Linked DNA regions of Mus musculus: region 1 is linked to region 2. The links are chromatin loops, found by intact Hi-C in ENCODE. Cell type or tissue: heart. All regions are shown on one strand. Links, peaks and the distances in the headings refer to the core of each region. The heading gives the core; the rest is flanking DNA.

Region 1 (5,000 bases), core at 1-5,000, 750 kb after region 2:
CCCACCCACCTACAGAGCTTTTAAGCTTTTAAACCCGCCAAGTTAGTTTACCAATCAGTATTTAGGGATAGGGGATTTCCTTGGCAACATATCTTTGCTGTCCATTTATCCAGCTCCTATTGGTTGAGGTATTCAGCTGTGATAGAGGACTTGCCTTGCTTAACTTCAACACTCACGTCTTAACTTGCCAACCAGGATGCTAGTTACCCATGTACATGTCTCTTTCTGCCAAGTAGGATGTCAGTTCCCTGGGCCGTCTTGGGAAGTTAAACTTTACTCAATCTCTACTCAAAATGGAAGTCTTATTCCAAATAGCTTCTTTTATTGGTGTAGGCCTCTCTTTTATGTTGGGGTCTATTCCAGGGGCAGCTTATAAAAGCAAAAACCATAAAAGGTCATACACAGGTGCAAGAAGTGCTGTCTGGTGGTTGGTTCCAGTCCAAGGTTATTGCTGCTAACTATACAAAGCAGTTCTAACTGACTTATATTGTGGTTGGTTTCCAAGAACACCAAAACACAGAATGCCCCATCAACTCGGGCATGAGAAAGTTTCCTTATAATATTAGTAACAGCACAAAATGGGTGGCTAGACACAGGTCTTAACACATAGCAGTTTCATAATAGCCATGGCTACAGAGTAAAATCCAGTCTCAAAACAAAAACAAAAACAAAAAAACTAAAACAAAACAAAAAACCACAAACAAAAAAACAAAACCAAAAACAAAAACTAAAAGAAACAAAAGTAAATTTTATTATGCTGCCCTTAGGCTTATTGTTTTTTAGACATTCTCTTTTGAGATGGTGACTTTTTTTGTAAAATATTTTCTTGAAGATCTAGGGATGGAACTCAGCTTAGGAAAGAGGCCAACCACTAGTAGAACTCATAGACCAGCTGGTAATCCTTGTCTGTTTTTTCAGTTAGTTAGTTAGTTTGTTTTGTTTCGTTTTTTTGTTTAGCTCAGGTTGGCTTTAAGCTACAACCCTCCTGCTCTTGAGTTTCCAAATGCTGGGATGACAGGCGCATGTTACAATGTCCTCTCTTAGAAATTTCTTGTTATTTTTAAGATCAATCTCAATTCTCCAGCATTTACTTCTTAGTCTCAATACATGTATTCACTCCCTTCTGGCAAGCAATCTTTAACCAGCCTGAATCTTGAGTTATCAGAAAGCAAGCTTGCAGCCTCAGTCTTTTCTGTCAGCTGATAATTATTTCTTCCTCCTTTCTTTATCGAAATAACATTGCCATCAACCTTACAGATTAATTTAAAAATAACTTCTATGAAGGTGATATGCCTTCATTTAGAATTCCCAGGTATCTCGGTACTTATCCAGTATTTACCAATGCATTATCTTGTAATTTATTAGTTTGTTGCCAGGAAAGGCCTCTACGTCCTTAAGGGCAGAACTAGGCGTTCTTAAACTTTCTATAGGGACCTTAAATGAGAAGATGACACACAAAGTATATTTGTTGAGTAACTTTTTTGGAGGGTGGACGGGGAAATATCAGAAAGGTGGGGGGTAAAAGGACAGAGGAACACAGGGTACTATTGTGTATACAGATTCTTCCATACACGTTTTTTTAAAGATAGTGTCTCCTGTTGCCAGTAGGAAGCAGAGGTTGGCCTAGAACTCTTTGTGCTCATACTGCTTCGCTGTCCACACTCCCGCCCCCGGCTGGGATACAAGCTGCTCTTCCGTAAACTGGCCCAGAAGAGAGGATACTGAGCGTGGAGAGGTAGTCGGATTCCGTGTCTCTGGATCCTGCTGGAGCAGAGTAGGGTCTCTTGTTTCTCGCCGGCAGCCTCGCGTGGCAACCCCAGTCGCTGACACCAAACTCGGCTGACTGCAAGAAAGCAGCCAGGTTACCTCCTCCCCGCCTCCGTGGCCCCGCCCCGGAAGTGACTTGAGGCCGGTCCGGAACCTCCCGGCGCTGCGGCTGCAGCGTCACCAGAAGAGCCGGAGGGGTCCGGGCCGAGCAGCCGCTGCCACCGCCAACGAACCGGGTGCCGCGCGGGGTCCAGCAGCGCGCCGGGCAGCCGGGGCGGGAGGGGGGCCCAGCGGTCGGGCCGAGGGCGAGGCGACGCGGACGAGGCTGAGCCCGCAGCGGGGCGGGGGCCGGGGCCGGGGGTCGGGCCGGGGGCGGCCCCGGGCTAATGGAGGCTCCGGAGCGGGCGGGCGGCGGGGAGCCCCCCGAGCCTGGCGGGCGGCCGGTACTGGGCCCGCGGGCCTTCGTCCCGCAGAAGGAGATCGTGTACAACAAGCTTCTGCCCTATGCCGAGCGGCTGGACGCCGAGTCCGACTTGCAGCTGGCACAGATCAAGAGCAACCTGGGCCGGGCCGTGCAGCTCCAAGAGCTGTGGCCCGGGGGCCTCTTCTGGACGCGGAAACTCTCCACGTAAGTGGGCTGAAGCCGTCGGCGGGCCGGGCTCTTTGTCTGCGCTGCTGGTGCTGCTCAACTCTGTTCTGTCCAGACGGCGCTGACCTGGTGCAGGATTCCAGGGGCGCGGCCGAGTCCGGGGAGACCCAGTCTCCTCGTTGCTTTCCGTGGGACTTCTGGGTCCTGTCGGTCGCCTCTCACGATCAGCGTTCTGGTCCTTTCTCTTGACGTGCCAGGCTCTGGGGAGCCACAGGCGTACCCGGGCATAGGGACGAGCGGCTCCCATTGGTTCTCCCTGGGGTTCTGCGCTTGGAGCTGCGGGATAGAGAGCTTCGGTCTTTGGGGAAGCGACTCCTGTCCTTGCTTCTGTGGTTTTTTTGGGTTTGTTGTTTGTTTTTTGTTTTTGTTGTTGTTTTGTTTTGTTTTTCCTTCCTCGTCGATCCACTTTACACTTCTTACCGTAGGAAGTAGGGACAGTAAGAGGTTGTGTGTGTGTGTGTGTGTGTGTGGTGTGTTTTTCTGTGTTACTATGTTTCTTGGGGGTCTGGGTTGCTGTTCTGGCTTCCTGGATTTAATTGAAACGATTCGTTTCAAATGGACAGTCAGCGCATTCTCGGATTGAGTAGACGTTGAGAATGTTGTCTTAGAATTCTAGGAAAAGTGTATGTTCCTGTTGTGACATTTCCTCGGTCACGACTTCGCTTATTCTAAGGCAAATAGTGAAGAGCGCTGTTAGGTTGATCCCGGGCTTTGTTGGCCAGACTGTGTGGTTTTGAGTTGGTTAGTTCTTTTGTTTTCCGTACGCACTAGCCGCAAATTATAGCGTCATTAGAATTAGAACGGGGGAAAAGTAATGATGGAGCAAAAAGTTTGGAGAGGTCATTTGCTCTATGCGCGCCTTTACTTTGGCAGAACTTATTATATAAGATTTTTGCTGTTTTGTTTGGTACGCTACATATAATTTGGTAAGACTATGTTTATGCATATGGTTACCGATAAGTGATTGCACAGGGCATGTCATTTGTGTTCCCCAGAATCTGCTGAGTGAGCTGGGTGATGACTCAGGGTTTTATAATACAATAGTGGGCTGTATCTCTCTTCGGGATAATTTTTATGTGCTAATTATTGGGGGGCTTCTGACAAGTTTTTTGTACTCTTCAACCGAGTGAAAAGAGCTCTTTTACTTAAAAGATGCAAAACTAAAGCACTTAATTTGTCTTTCTTAGAGTGACCATAAAGTGGTCACGATTAACAGCTCTGTTGAGTGGATTATAAAGAAGTTTATGGTATTAAGGATCCATAAATGTGGAGATCAATGTAATCAAAGAAAACCCTCTTTTTAAAGGATTAAAATTGAGTTACTTTGTGTGTTCTCCTTAGGTGTTTGTGTAACTTGAACACAGTAAAAATGAAGTTTGTTAGTCACTTTGATAGACTTGCCAAGGAATATTGTTTTCAGGGAATATATGCAACTTTTCTTTGGTGTATAATATGTGTATGTATATGCCAATTTGTGAAGACATCCAGCTTGGATTTATAAGCACAGTTAAATGTTTATTTTCCAATATCTGGTTAATGAGTTTGGTAAATTAGCACTAGGCTTTGTTGCTGTTTTGCCTAAAGTACAAGTATTACCAAGAAATAATAATGGAGTTACCATGCTTGATGTGTAGAGCAGTATTGCTGTTTAGATGGCTTAATGGTGGTGGCTCCTGTTTTCTGTAAATAACCTGCAACAAGTGCTGTCATGTAGACTTTAATTTTGGAATAGTGGTTAAATACTGGAAACTAATTCTTGGAATTGCGTTGCCATGTGACACTTTGAATTTGATAGGGCACACTGTGGTCTTGGGTGTGTGTTTTCTTCTCGAAGACGAATTAGGGTGACATGTTTGTGTATAGTTGTGCTCACCCTCCCCAGTTTAAAAGCCTAGTGTTGTGCTTAACATCTATATAATCCTGAAGTAATCATGTTTGCCATGTTCTAGAAGAAATGGAGTAGATTTCATTTTTTCCTCACCAATTCTGAAGATATGAGAAACTTATTTAATCATGTCCTTTTGCTTGCTTGTAAATGAAATGAGAGTGTTTCCTGGGAACTATTTTTGCTCTGATGTTATATCATTTTGCTACTTATTAAATATTTAAAAAGGAGTTATGATACCCTCTCCCTCCCAGTAAGGTTTTAGGTAGGCTTGGCTGGCCTGGAACTATCCGTAGGATGGCCCTACCCATTTGCTCTTCCCGATGATGGAATTACCAGCATGAGACACCATGGCTGGCTGGCTTTTGAGACAGGATCTCTAGTAGCCCTAGAACTGTTCCAAACTTGCTGGTCTTAACTCCCGACCCCTGCCTTAACCTCCCAAATGCTAGCCAGCAGTTAATCATTCAGAAATAGCAAGTTTACCTTTGACTTGCTAATTGGTTCTTTGTGCCAGAACCTCATTTTTGGTTCTCATTTTTTTAAATGCAAAACTTTTTGCCTTACACATTTTCAATATTTTTTACTCTATTATTATTCTTGTTATTGTTATTATTATTATTATTATTATTATTATTTATGTGTAGGGGTAGTCAGAGGACAACTCTAAGGAACAGTTCTCTCCTGCTTGGCTTCCTG
Region 2 (8,055 bases), core at 1,798-6,797:
ATATATGTCAGTGTTAGAACTCTCTGTTCACTTTGCACATACTCAAACCCAGGCAAAGCCTGGAGACTTTAAAGTCCTTTTCTCTGAAGTCACACTTGCTACTATACCAGTGTTCAGCCTCAAGAGATAAACACCACCCCAAGAAATGGAGCAGAAAAGAAACTACCCCTTTCATCTGCCAGTCAGTGACGTCTACCTGGACAGCAACTGTAACTTCTTCATTCACCTTTTCACCAAACCTCAATGGTTCTTTAATCACCCAAGCCAGAGGTCTTCACAGTCCTACTAGCCCAGTTGCTTATCATAACAATGTCTTACTGAAAACCCACCCTTTTCCCACCTCCAGTTTCAACAGTGCATTTAGGGTTTTTTTTTTTCCCCCTTTAGAGAAAAACTGTGTACTAAGAATCCACATCCCATCACCTCCAAATGGTTCAGTGAACTGTCATGTTACTATCATATAACCCCAGGGAATCTCCTGTTTAATTGCTACTGTTCCCCTTCCCCCAAAGGATTATGTCTTATTTGGATGTTGTAATGGAAAGCACTGCATGAAGACAGACAGAACAAACACACAATGGGTTTAAATTTTTAAACATCCAACCTTTTCATGAGTCACTGTTAACCATTTGCACCTGTGCCTTTAATAATCAGCCACACAATTAGCAAGGCAAAATCTGCAGGATCCGTGGGAAGAAACTGAATAAAGATGCCCCAATCACAACCATTCCCAAATCAGAGAAGAAAGGAAAGGGGGCTTTGTCTGTGACAAAAAGAAACTTTTACATGTCAGTTTTACCAAATCTAGAGAGCATTAGAGCTGCCGGTACTCAAAATCTTCATCTTCTGTCAAAGCACCAAAGCTGGGTGTGGTGGTTCACAACTATAAGCTCAGCACTCTGAGGGAGAAGGATTTCCATGAGTTTGTGGCCAGCCTGGGCTCCATATCGCATTGCAGGCCAACCTAGGCTACAAATGTAACATCCTATCTCAAAAAAACAAGGGGTGGGGGGAGTCAAGATCTCGAGAGTGTGTGTGAGTGTGTGTGTGTGTGCACTCCTGTATTTCCAAGAATTAAAATTTACCTTCTGTAACCATTTTCAACACAATAAGAAAAATCACCCTAATTGAGGAAGCTAATCTCACTGGGGACAGTGAGAAGGCAGGACCATTGACATTACAATACTTCACCACTTATCCCATGTAAAAAGCAAATTTAGAGCAACAGGAAGAATACTCTGGGGATGTGTGTGTGTGTGTGTGTGTGTGTGTGTGTGCGCTGCTCTGCATCAATGGAACACACACATTTGGAAGGTACAAGAAATAAGATCTCTGTTCCTTGCATCTATCCTTAGCAATCATTGTCTCTGTGAGTGAATGTGTCCATACCCTGGAAAGTATCCTCAATTGCCATAGGCAGAAAGGGATTCCCTATGAACTGCATCTGGACCACACCTTAATTGGCCATAGGGAGATGCTGACAAAGGCTGGGAAGAAACATGCCTAGTCTAGACAAGAGGATAGCACAAAGAATCAAATATGCCCCCCCCTTTAATTAAACAAGAAGGACCCTAAAATGACTATTGTGTGCAATGGAGTTCTCCTAGACCATCCACTATAACATACTGCTCATTCTATGAGCTAGATGGTAAGATTTTGTGGTCCAGCTGCTGCTACCAGCCTTTTAAAACCCTTAAAATGTTGTGGAAATCATCCTTGTAGTATGTAAATATGCTTTCGGGGCTAAAACACTGCTGAAATATCAAAAAATACTTCCCACCCACTACAAAAAAATGCCTTAGGTCCAACGCATATGGGATGAAGATTCAAAACTGCCTGTATCAAAATTTCTTTTCTCTCTCTCTCTCTCTCTCTCTCTCTCTTTCTTTCTTTCTTTCTTTCTTTCTTTCTTTCAAATCCACTTGCTTGTTGAAGAACCTACTGAGGAGCCCTCCAAAAATGCCACCCACAGTTCATCTATTGCTCCTACTATTTACCTTGCTAGAGAAGAGTGGGGAGTGTTTGGTAGTTACCCAGTCCTTCCACTTGTAGCAGGAAAGAACAAAAAATGCAGCACAACACTTAACTCAGAAGAGATTTAAAAGCCTTTGAAAGGACAGACCTCTCCCTCCCACCTACACCTCGCTCCCTATTCCCGCTCTGGCCCTAGCATCTGCAGCCCTTCTCTAAGCGGCTCCCAGGAAAATCCTTTATTCCCTAAGGTTCTTGGACATGACCCCGGTTATTCCCACCCTTCCATATCCAATCCCTTCCCACCACCCCAGAGGTCCTTACCTGATAATGTCGTCGTTGTGTCCCAGGAAGAATTTTTGGCTGTGCTCTCGGGTGTTGTACACCACCCCTACCCCAGCTACAAAGTAGACCACCTCCTTGCCGGCGGTGTAGTACAGGTTGTTGCGGCACTGGTGACCCCGGTACCCGTACACCCACTCCAGCCGGAGCTGGCATCTGGGAGCTGTCCGATCCGCCATGATAAGCCGACACCGCGCGACCCCCGGGTGCCCCGAGCGCCGACTCTGTCCTCTTCAAGGCTCGAGCTGCGACGGACCTGCAAGGGCTCAGGGTACAGCACCGGGCGCCAATTTCCGCGGCGACGCACAGACACAGCCCAGCACGCTGGCCGCCACCATCATCTGCTGCTGCGGGAGAGGAGCCGCCGACGCCGGTGCACAGCAGCAAGACCCCGCTGGGCTCCCCGACTCCTTCTCCCGGGGTCAAGCGGGCCTCGAGGGTACCAGTACCCGCACACACGCCTCACTGCACCTGCGGGCTTTGGGCGGCGGGAGAGGTTCTCCCCGGGGTCACCCGGCCTTTAAAATCAGAGATCTGCATATCCAGACACGGATTACCAGTTCTCCAAGTTTGAGGAGCGCGGGGGGCTTCGCAGCAGGCGGTGGGATTTATTCTGTGACAGGTCTGATCTGACAGGCAGACGGTTACTCCGGTTTACTGCTTTGCCATCACCGTCCTTGGATCCGAAACTGACAGTCTATATCTAGGATGCGAGAACGAGGAAGAGAAAGAATTTTTGCATGTCACCCAGCACAAGAAAATAATTACCAAACTAAAACCAAGTTGTGGGATTTTTGTTTGTTTATTTTTGGTTTTTTTTTTTTTTGATTGTCCACATTTCTCCTTCCATATCCACCTTAATTATAGGAAATACTCCCTAAACACTTCTGGCCGGTAGTTGCTGCTCCAATTTGCAGTAACACTTGCTGTTTCCTCTATAAAGCCAGGGTGAATATGCAATGGTCATTCTTTTAGATGTTCCAATTAGCTGTCATATATGTGTTTAAAATCCAAACCCTCTATGCGCCTTCTCTTCACAGAGAAAATCATAAAAACAAATAAATACTTAACAGCTCTCCCCTAATTAAAGACTCCAATTGCAAGTGTCATAATTTTTTTTTCTCTGAATCGGAGGAAATCCGGCTACCTACAAATGCTCCCGATCGAAAAATAATAATAAAAATAATAAAATAACAGCAACAATAATAAAGTGTCAAAAAAAATCATGCTCCTCTCCCCACGGAGATTTGAGCTAGCTATGAGACCCAAGGGCTCTAGGATCTTGCCTTTAGGTTGGCAGGAGGGGGGGCGGGGTCTCCCGTGGAGCCCGGGTGTCAGCGACACCCCATGCTCAACCTGGCGCCCACTTTTGCAGATCTGAGGGTTGGTAGCCCCAGGTACACCTGGCTCAGGCTCTACGGTCCTAGCGAGTTCCTGCACTCCCACCCGGACCAGCCTCGCACGTAGCATCCCTGCTTTCTCCGCCTCTAACCTCTGCTGCCGGCCTTGCGTCCAGGATCTCGCACCAGCCAGCGAAATCCTCTGCCTGCCCTCCCTCCCTCCCCGCGCTCCCGGGTTAGGTTTCGTCACCGGGGATCTGGGGACCAGCTCTTCCTCCTTCCCTGGCTCCAGGGGCGGGGCCAGCGCAGGGAAGAGTTACGCGGCGAAATTGCGCCGGTTCGGAAACGCAGACGCCTCCTAGGGCCGAAACCTCACCTCCCTTTGCCCGCCTGTTCCCTATGCATCTTGGAAATCGTAGTCCTCTGTAAACCAGCTGCTGAGGCGAGCGCCTCTAGTGTACTACAAGTCCCAGGATTCCATGCATCCGCAGGGCCTTAGTACCGGTGCCAGGGAAGTCTGCGTTTCTCCTATCGGACCCAGCAACTCACCCAGAATGGCGTTGGTGTTCCATGGTGACCCAGGCCAGCGGCATGCGCGTCTGTGCTGAAAGCAGAAAAGATGACGTGGAAAAAAATTCAGGGGCTTTCCTCAGGACTTTCACTTGCGCCAGTCCCAGAGGATTGCTGTAGCCCATCTCTTTCCTTGTTGCAGCACTTGACTAACGCTGTTTCCTACTTCAGTTTCCCCTATTATTCCAAAGGATTCTGATTTATCCAAGTGCAGTGTTACAAAGTTTAAGAAAAATACAGTGGCGTGTGGTCACTCTGTCATGTGTAGGGAAATAAGCGCCTTCCTGTGACCTGCCTTGTGCCCATGCAATAAATTTGGCCGTAAAAAACAGAAGCCAGTGGCTATTCTAAAACTACCTGGAATAAACTAATTTATTCGTTCTGATTTTCAGATTATGGCCGCAGCCAACTTTTGAGAACAGATTTTATAATCCACTTGACTAAGAAGCTACGAAAGGTTGATACTTTTGACTCTTCTGTGTTCAAGATGTTTCTTTATCTACGTGGAGTTTTAATAGGATGCTGTCCTGGTAGGAAAGGCAATGCTATAGATAAGCACCTAAGTGTAGTGAGCTGTTGCCTACAATGTTGAAGAGAAATTGAATACACTTCATATTTTCTGAGAAAACAGAGTCAACAAATTCGAGGAGGTCTCTCTCTCGCTCTCTCTTTAAGACAGTAAGGACACTACTAAACATTAAAACATGGCTTAGAGGGGCTTGAAATGTCTTGGTCTGCTTTCTATTCCTTTAATCATTTATGCAGAATTTTGTTTGTTTGTTTGTTTGGTTGGTTGGTTGTTTGGTTGATGATTCTAGAGGCAAGGAAAACCAAGAACATTGCGCTCATCATCTGATGATGGGCTTAACTACATCCTATGCTGGTAGAGGGCATCACATAGCATGATAGAACGAGAATGCTAACTCCTGTGTCTTTTTAAAGCCATTAGTGTCATGGTCGACCCAACCTCATTGACTTATTGATTTATCTAATGCTGACTAACTCACAGAAGCCTTATCTCCAAATACCATTAACATGTAAATCAGAAAATTGAATTTTAAATATATGGACTTTGTGGAATATGGTCAAACCATAGCAGAAACAAAGTTGAGAGCAAAAATCGAGATGGTGAATTTCGTAGAGAAATAAATTATATATAAGAAGACAAAAACATCTTCCAGAAATAATAAGGAAAAGCTTCATGGAAGAAATATGAAATATAGGCACAATTGAGATAAATTGAAAAAGATAAAAGAGCACTCTGCCTTTTTTTATTAAATAAAAGGGTGTACAAAAATACAGACAGATTTATTTAAAGAGTAAATTTTAAATGGAACTGAACAGAGATGTTTGTACTACTTAAAATAATGAAGAATCTTTAATTCACTTGAAGAGAAAAATAACAATAAACGTAATAGTAATTGGCTGGGTATATTGATGCATACTTTTAATCCCAACACTCTGTAGACAGAAGCAGACAGATCTCCATGAGTTCAAAGCCAGCTTGCTTTACATAGAGAATTCCAGGACAGCCAGGGGCTACATAGAGAGATCCTGACACCACCCCCCCCTCAAAAAAAGTAGTGATCAAAACATGTGGTATCTAATAGTCTGAGGCAGAGCCTGGAGTACTTCTTAAGAGACAGTGGCAATGGCCCAGAAAAAAATAGACATACTCTGTTGAAAAACTAGCAGTGGTAAAAGCCAGGCTGGCTTGGAACCCACACTCTTCTGCCTTCCAAGAACTGAAACTAAAGGAATGTACCACCAGGCCCCGCTGGTCACAGTCATTTGTCACTACAATAGAGACCCTAAGACAAAAATTGGTATCAGAATATGCTCTGACAGACCTGAGTATGTATTTATGGTAGGATCATGAAGGGACTTCGAAACTTTGAGCTAGAAACACCACTGAATGAATGTTCACAGCTTAATGAGCAGATATGTGAACTTAGACGATAATGCTGAGAGCAGTGCAGATGATAGAGGTTTGGCTTATGAAGTTCCTCCTTCCAAGACTCTGTCCATTCCATCAGTGTAATATTTTGAATTAAAAACCATTAAAGAAACTTTGCTTTTCTAGGGCAATCAGTGCTTGTCATCAGGAGCTGAAAACACAGGGAAATGTTTCCTCAGGTTCAGCATACAGAAGTTGTGGTCCAGAGGGGCCTAGGCTATACTTGTGCTGGCAGTCAAACAGTAATTTGTAAAATTCTCCCAAGTAACAGTAGTTTTGAAGGCCTGAAGTGGTCATGGAGAGCAATTGAGGTTTGGTGCTAGAAGAGGCTATGATGAATGAAGAGGCTATTGGTGAATGTTAAAGTAGAAGCAGCCTCAGTTAAAGTAGAAAGCCTAGGACTTAAAGGGTCATATATGTGGCAGGGTCAGAGAGCACAGGAAAGGCTATTGGTGAAGGTTAAGCACAGGTTCAGTAGAATCCTACTGTAGTAAATGAGTTTTCTGGAGGTGGCTACTCCCCTTTTTACTCCTAAATATCTACTGGGGGTTTCTATCCCACTTTTGTCCACATAATTTTCAAGTAAACAAGACAGAAACACTGCAATTTAATAATATACTGTAGGCACTACATTGGGCAGGTTCTGAGCTATCTAATCTCTTCACCTGTTAAAACACACATAAATGCCAATTACTTGCCAATCTGATGCATCCTGGGGCATGCCTGGTGTTGCAGGCCGTCCAGCGGCTCATGAGGAACGGGTACGGCTGAGATGGCAGACTCGAGCTGAAAGAAAAGGAACTAGATGGATGGGAGAAAGAATGGAGCTAAGACAATTGGGTTCTGATCAAAGCTCAATTTTACTATTCAGTGCACCGGGTTATGAAGAAGGGGGAAGGGGCCCATTCCCACCAAATCATCCTGGAGTCCAGTTTCAGGTGACCACGTGCTTGGCTCTGGAACAGCTAGGCAGCAGGCAGCAGCAGTGGGAGTGGCAGAACGATAGGGTGGCAGGCTCCATCCCGATGCTCTCTTCTTGCTAACAGTGAAGTCTGAGCAACCAGGTTTCAGGCTGAGGGTGGGGAGGTTACAGTCTGGTCCATCAGCCTGTCTTCAGGGTGAACCTTTCTTAGCCATGTGCTCTTGGTCCATCCTACCTAATAGCAACTCTCTCCTTTCCCCTGTGGTCTCTCCTGAAACCCTTCCCTTGATTCTTAGTCCTGCCTTCCCATCCTTCCTGCCGAGTCATAGGGTTTAGCCTTTTATTAACCAATCAGGGATTATTGGGGAACATTCTTTACAATGCATTGATTAATACAGTGCCCCAATATCAGGTTACAGTCTGGTCAAGGGCACTGAACTCAGCATCTGATTATACAGCACACAAGACAAGCCCCAGGATCTCCCCCCAGCCCCCCCCCCCCATCTTTAGATCAATAAAAAGCCCTTTTCTTACAATAATAACCTATATACAATAAGAAAAATATAAAACAATTCACAATGTCCAGTCATTTCTATTTGGCAACATAGGAGAGAGTATTCTATTATCTATTCTATCTTAGTGAGTTTAGAGTTCTATACCTAATTCGTTTTCTATCATAATTTGTGCTTCCATACTAAAAACATCTTATGTCCTAGACAACTTAAGCTTTTACTGTGAGACTAATACTATTTAGTCTTTAACCCCATCAGAGACTTGAGAAGGGATAAATTTTACCTGAGTATGTAGGAAGTTGAGGCAAACAGCTTCCAAAATTATAGAAATGATAGACAGCCAATGGTGTTACTCAAAAATTAATCAACAGTTACTCAAAAATTTATCTGAGATGTAGGAGCATTAATCTTCAGCCTTCTGCTCCAGAATATCTTGACAGA

Evidence for each region. Hi-C counts contacts between places; a loop is a spot of excess contacts. Peaks named below come from ENCODE experiments on the same cell type or tissue, not always from the same donor. Only the 100,000 strongest peaks of a DNase experiment are listed, where the experiment ranks them.
Region 1: a loop joins it to region 2, with 3 times the contacts of the local background. A loop is called at or near these places in 1 of 42 quality-filtered maps.

Annotation. Positions count from the first base shown.
Region 1 is chr11:30,769,830-30,774,829 of GRCm38, forward strand. Psme4 (proteasome (prosome, macropain) activator subunit 4) reads left to right here and starts at 1,946. Exons shown (of 47, transcript NM_134013.3): 1 at 1,946-2,395. The coding sequence starts at 2,154. In heart, for the core only: no CTCF peak of the experiment used is centred there; DNase peaks (open chromatin) are centred at 1,882 and 2,482; H3K4me3 peaks cover 2,983 bases; H3K27ac peaks cover 2,499 bases.
Region 2 is chr11:30,022,085-30,030,139 of GRCm38, forward strand. It overlaps Eml6 (echinoderm microtubule associated protein like 6), which reads right to left and starts at 3,949. Exons shown (of 42, transcript NM_146016.2): 1 at 3,806-3,949; 2 at 2,296-3,016. The coding sequence starts at 2,492. In heart, for the core only: a CTCF peak has its summit at 4,039; DNase peaks (open chromatin) are centred at 2,517, 2,837 and 4,027; H3K4me3 peaks cover 2,627 bases; H3K27ac peaks cover 1,669 bases; H3K27me3 peaks cover 718 bases.